Regions from separate parts of the Homo sapiens genome. Here region 1 is linked to region 2. The links are chromatin contacts, found by Hi-C or POLR2A ChIA-PET in ENCODE. All regions are on one chromosome and are shown on one strand. Each heading gives the region's core, a stretch centred on a gene start or an enhancer-like site at or near the end of the contact. The rest is flanking DNA. Distances are from core to core; before and after follow the strand shown. Region 1 has its middle 60 kb from the start of ARHGEF3. Region 2 overlaps ARHGEF3 (Rho guanine nucleotide exchange factor 3).

What was found. Hi-C counts contacts between places; a loop is a spot of excess contacts on that map. ChIA-PET counts read pairs that join two places held with the same protein, here RNA polymerase II (POLR2A). Pooled maps may share reads with other maps.
Region 1: a pooled map shows a loop between it and region 2 (4-fold over the local background). The contact joins two enhancer-like sites. A Hi-C loop is called at or near these places in 10 of 50 pooled maps. POLR2A ChIA-PET finds 5 or more read pairs at or near these places in 5 of 52 experiments (CD4-positive, alpha-beta T cell, K562, PC-3 and 2 more).

The regions. Positions count from the first base shown.
Region 1 is chr3:56,860,911-56,863,806 of GRCh38, reverse strand. It overlaps a transcript of ARHGEF3 not described here. Among named protein-coding and RNA genes, the nearest start is that of ARHGEF3, 60 kb to the right of the region's middle. Within about 2 kb of position 1,291, at least 5 of the 41 ENCODE cell types and tissues checked have a DNase peak (open chromatin) inside an H3K27ac peak, as active enhancers do.
Region 2 is chr3:56,753,549-56,756,540 of GRCh38, reverse strand. It overlaps ARHGEF3 (Rho guanine nucleotide exchange factor 3), which reads left to right. Exons shown (of 10, transcript NM_019555.3): 3 at 1,390-1,560; 4 at 2,975-2,992. Among named protein-coding and RNA genes, the nearest start is that of ARHGEF3, 47 kb to the left of the region's middle. Within about 2 kb of position 1,665, at least 19 of the 41 ENCODE cell types and tissues checked have a DNase peak (open chromatin) inside an H3K27ac peak, as active enhancers do.

The DNA of each region.
Region 1 (2,896 bases), core at 42-2,541, 110 kb before region 2:
GCCAAATTCCCTAGGTTCATGATGTTTTGAGTGCTATCGGTTTTTCAGGCAGAGGATTAAAAGGTAAATGTGGGCCGGGTGTGGTGGCTCACACCTGTAATCCCAGCACTTTGGGAGGCTGAGGCAGGTGGGTCACTTGAGGCCAGGAGTTCAAGACCAGCCTGGCCAACATGGTGAAACCCTGTCTCTACTAAAAAATACAAAAATGGCCAGGTGTGGTGGCTCACACCTATAATCCCAGTGCTTTGGGAGGCCAAGGCGGGTGGATTGCTTGAGGTCATGAGTTCAAGACCAGCCTGGCCAACATGGCAAAACCCCATCTCTAGTAAAAATATGAAAATTAGCCGGGCATGGTGGCACACACCTGTAATCCCAGCTCCTCCGGAGGCTGAGGTGAGAGGATCGCTTGAACCTGGGATTTAGAGGTTGCAGTGAGCCAAGATTGCACCACTGCACTCCAGCCTGGGCGACACAGTGAGACAATGTCTCAAAAAAAAAAAAAATTAGCTGGGTGTGGTGGCACACACCTGAATCCCAGCTACTCGGAAGGCTGAGGCATGAGAACTGCTTCAACATGGGAGGCGGAGGTTATAGTGTGCCGAGATCGCGCCACTGCACTCCAGCCTGGGCAACAGAGTGAGACTCTGTCTCAAAAAAAAAAAAGAAAAAGGTAAATGTGTTGGTTTAATAATAGGAGATCAGTATCTGAGTTTGCTTACACAACCATCTTTCTTCAAGTCCTTCTTTCTAACTCCTTGGATGTTAGAAGACATGGTTAGGGGGCACCACTGTATACACTTAACATTTCATTTATGGCAAACAAGACCGGTCTTTAATTAGGTTGCCTTTTTAAAGCACACCAGATGTGAGTCACTAGAAAAACAAAACCAAACTCTTCAAATGAGTAGGAGTGAATGTAAGAATTCTAATGAATCAGCCCAGGGTACACAGCCTAAATGAAGTGGAAAAAGCTAGGGGAGGTTTGCTAAGGGGGTGCATTTGACTCTTGCGTCCTATAAGTTGGGAATCCTTTGTCAGCAGTTGTAACAGGCATGCTCAGCTGCAACCACAAACATTTTCCAATGGAGGAGTGTTGATAGCATTTTCATTGACCTTAAAAAAATAAAAAATCTAATGGCAGGGTCAAGGGGAAGGCAAGAGGTGTAATTTGCTGGTCAGTCTCAGTCAGCCGCCTGCAGCAGCCTCGTCCTGTGTGAGACTTTAAGGGAATGCACATTGGCATGGGGGTTCCCAGGCGGAGGGGGGCCCAGATTCAGCCTTGGCCTCATAGAGGAGCAACAAATTGAAACAAGAGCAGCCCTGTTGACCTTCAGACTGCAAATGGACTGCTTTCTTTGTGCCATGTCGCCCAGTGAAATAATCCTGATAAAAGCTTTTTGTTTAGCCATTGGAACAAGAGCAGGGATTCAGGGAAAGAGTATTTCCCCACCCTTTTAAAAAATGTTTTGGTGTTGGCTGTTCGACAGACCTGGGTTCTGCTGAACCAGTAGGCATTGGAGTAGGGGGATTTGTGGAGTAGGGAGGTTCTTGGTTGGTTCTGAGGTCATCTGCAAGGTTTTTGTTGCATCTCTCACACTTACAGAAGGGCAGTCTGACCCTGCTCCCCCTCCCACTCCCCTCACCCTGCCTTTACCTCCATACCATTCCTTTTAAAGTCCCAAAAGGTGGGTGGGTGGGGAGGGTCAGGGGCTTACTCTTTCATTTGCTCCTTCATTTTAAGCTGTGGATTAGCATCTATGTTTTTGCCTTTGTAGCAGATTGGCCAGAGATAACCCCATTATTTTAGTGCATCCTGTTGCTGTGTATAGGTTTTAGGGATCATTTGGGAACTATTATAGGTTATAGACCAGTGGAAGCAGAGCTGCTGCTTATTAGATTGAAGACATTTGGTAGAGAGAGAGTTAAAAAAAAAAAAAAAAACCAACAGGTTAGAAGGCTTCATTCACTTTTAGAAGAGAGAAAGGAGGAAGAGTCTGAGGTACATTCTATAGCTTTGTGGGAAGAGGGGATGCTTCCGGCAGGATCTTTGGGATTTGGCAGTGGCAGACTCTACTCTTTGCTCCCTGCAAGGCCCTGAACAGCCTCCTGAGGGCCCAGCAGATCCAGGCCTTTCCGACCCCAGCCCTCAGTCCCCAGGCCCTTGTACATTTTATACTCAGGTTCCATTTAAGAAGTGGGAGATCCATAGCCCCTTCTGTAAATGTATCAAGAGAGAAAATCCCGGGCTCAGGGAACTTTGAAGCCTCTGCTTTAGCCACTGCCCCCAAGCCTCCATTGGGCTCAAATTTCCTTGCTTTTCCTGCTAGGAAGACTGTTTCTTTTGCATGCTTTCACCTGGGCAATCTAGGTTTTAAATTTTGAGCATTTGAGGAGCTTGTGTTGGTTTTCTACCAAACCTAGATGATAGATTAGGTTCCAGTTCCTTCCAGCCCCAAGCTTTCTAGACAATCTAAGGCCATCCTTTGACTTCTTCAAAGTTAGATGGCCCCTAAGACTCCTCCATGTCCCACCCCAGTCTGAAGTTGATGGCCAAAGTCCCAGGCAGAAGGCACCAAAAGGGAAGATACCACCCTGGCACTGACCACCACTCACTGGTGACAGGCGCTTCATACTGCAGCAGCCCCTCTGCCTACATAACAAGCCTGAGAGGTGCTTATCATCACACTTGTCTTACAGGAAGCTAAAGCCGACATGGTTTCTTTTCTCCAAGACTTTGCAGATTTGCACAGGGGCCTCTCCTAGCCATGAATCTCCTCTCCTTTCCCTGCAGCAGGGGGCTGGAGGTGCTTTATTTCTGCCGCATTGCCTTTTCATTGTGGGCCTAGAGACCACTCATAAAGGCAGATCTTCTTTGTTCTTTAGTAGCCATGATTCA
Region 2 (2,992 bases), core at 416-2,915:
CTATGAAGTGATGGAAACACATTCCAGGAAGAGAAGATTGTTTGAAGGGAGTACAGAGGGATGGCAAAGCATGACATATTTAGGGAATGACAGATAGCCTAGTATGGTTGGAGAAATGGAGGCTCATGGATGAGTGGCAGGATGGGATCCTAAATATGGAGACTGTGGTCAGATTACAAGAGACTTCCTGTGCCAAGATGAGGAGTTGAAACTTCCTGCTGAAGGCCACAGAGAGCCATGGCAGGGAACACTTCCTAAATAACAATGTGGTTTTGGAGCACAGCAACCTCATTGCTTTGGCAAAGTCTCCAATAAGTGTGATGAAATCTTCTAGGATGAAGACTGAAAATGATGCACTCAGCTTTCTTCTGGATCATTTGTATTTGTCATGAAAAGCATTTTGGTAGCATGTTTAAGTCACACAGGTGGACTTCTGCGGCCTCTTTGGGAAATAGGAAAATACCTCAGGGACAGGAATCATGTGCTGCAAAGATGGTATTTAGTATGTGTATTAGTCAGGACTTTTCAAGTTGACAGAACCCCAACTGAGATAATAGAAAGGGAAATGTCTTTCTATATGTAATGAAAATGTCTAAGGGTGGTTCTTTCTGGTTTCAGGCACAGTGGGATCCAGAGGCTCAAGCAGTATTGGTAAAGCTTGCTCCCTTCCTGCCTCCATTGGTCACTCCATCCTTCATTCTGGGTCTCTTTATTCTCTCCTGTAGCAGACAGATGCTTCTGTGTAACTAGGGAGAGTTGCTGCTGGAAGGCCCTGCTTGTGTTCTCTCTTGAACTCACAATCCCAAAGGAATACTCTTTCCTCCTTTCTCCCGTAACTCATGTGACAAATTTCAGGGAATCACATGCCCATCCCTGAACTAGGATGGTGGAATACTCTATTGGTCAGGTCTGGGGGTGCCCACCAAAACTATATGTAATAGGATACCCAAAGTTAGTGGGATTCTATTTATAGAAGGAGGAGAGTAGGAGTACTGGCCAAATGTTTGAATAAATAAAGGCCATCCACTATTGTTATCTCTGGTTCTTTTAAAGAGGGGAGATGTCCACTGGAAAAAAGTAGAGCTCATCACGTATCCAAGAACTGCCTTCATGCGTGAGTTTGGCCTGATATGTGCTTGCACTATAGTCCACTTGGTATCCAGGTCACACAGAACAGATACTCCCAGCACATGTTCCAAAGCAGCCCCCTGTCCAATTTTCCTTAGCACGTAGGCTCAAGACAATGCCCCACTTCCCAAAGGCCTTGTGGCAATGTCCTCTTTTTCTTTCACATATATGATTTATGTTCCGTCAACGACAGGAAACTGCTCAAAGATCCACCCAGTCCTGCCGCTGCCCCCGTGATGGTTTGTTTTTCTCATTGTTTAGCGCTCCATTAGCTTCCGCAGTGAGAGCCGCCCTGACATCCTCGCCCCCCGACCCTGGTCCAGAAATGCCGCCCCCTCGAGCACGAAACGGAGAGATAGCAAGCTGTGGAGTGAGACCTTCGATGTGTGCGTCAATCAGATGCTTACATCCAAGGAAATCAAACGTCAGGAGGTAGGCTCGGGGCCCATGGAGCTGGCTGTGTGTCTGGAACAAAGGTGCATTGCAGCGTCAGCCATGCTGGAATTTGCGCCTTAGTCTCCAAATCAATTCTTCATTGCGTTTGCAGAAGGATAAACAAGAGTGTCTGACCTTGGGGAAGGAACTGAGAAACCAGAAACCAGCTGGGAGGGTGTGGCCCCCACTTTAAAAAGAAACTGATGTGAAAATATGAATTTACAAGAAGATGAAACCAAGTGTCTATTTAGGATTCTGAAGTTCACAAAAATAATCATTTTAGTTATATTTTGTTAGCAACTTATAGACTATTTTAAAATATTTAGTTTACATAGCTTTGATTCAGCTTCATGGAAAACTTCCTTTCTATAGAATCCAGTTAATTTCATTCCCGGTAAGTTTTCTGTATCAGTTGCCCTAAATGACTCTGATAATATTACCCTGTATAGAAGAGCTTGTTTAAGTGCTTGTGCCAGGCTGTGCTGAGCACTTCATGTGTGCATCATCTGATGAGATCCTTGGAGTATCCAGCTCAGGGTTGTGCCTCCACCTGCTTTGTCCTCAGTTTACCAAGCAGCCCCAGGTGGAGGGAGCTTTCAAAGCCTGACCACTGTTTCCCTATATCCTGAAACACAGTAGACCCTGAAATATCGTTACAAACTTGTACTCCTTTAATAATGTAATGTTTGCTGACAGTTTGACTTCCCAGATGGAAGTGAAAGAGTGTTCTGTGCATCATAGCTCTTTAGCATGATGGCTTAATAGAGCCAAATTAGAAACGGTCCATTTACCTACTCTTCCACACAGCCAGCGCCTATAATTTTATTTGTTGTACCTGTGGGGCTGAGAAGTGGTTTAGAATGAATTAACTTCACCAGGTTGTATTTGGAGTGATAAAATGTTGGATTCTTCCTACAATCTCAGCCTCAAGGCAGTGGATAATACAAATAAAACTTTCTGCTGAGATTCGCCTTCTGTCGAGTAGAAGAAAAAGTGGGGATGGCCCAGTTAATAATACTGCCACATCCATTATCTAGAAGAGCCTCTGAATCACTTCTTATGATGGCCTCTCACAACAAGGGTACCAAATCCATGGCTCACACTGTAATTATTTTACCTAAAATAGTTCCCTCTTGTTCAGCTGCATCAAAGTTCTGTAACATGAAAGATGACTTTTTGGACTAGAAATGTGTAGAAACTTTCTCCCACAAACAGAGAAGCACAATATGCAGCAGTTTTGCAATATCTTTTCATTGCAGGTTTAAGCATAGATGCATTTGCTTCAGGTTAACGTAACTTAAAATACTTAAATATGTAAATTTGGGGTTTTGAGTGGTGGAGCCAGCACTATTTGAATATGGTCTTGTAAATGAAGGGAGAATTCAGTGAATATGTTTATCTTTCCTTGCAGGCGATCTTTGAGCTTTCC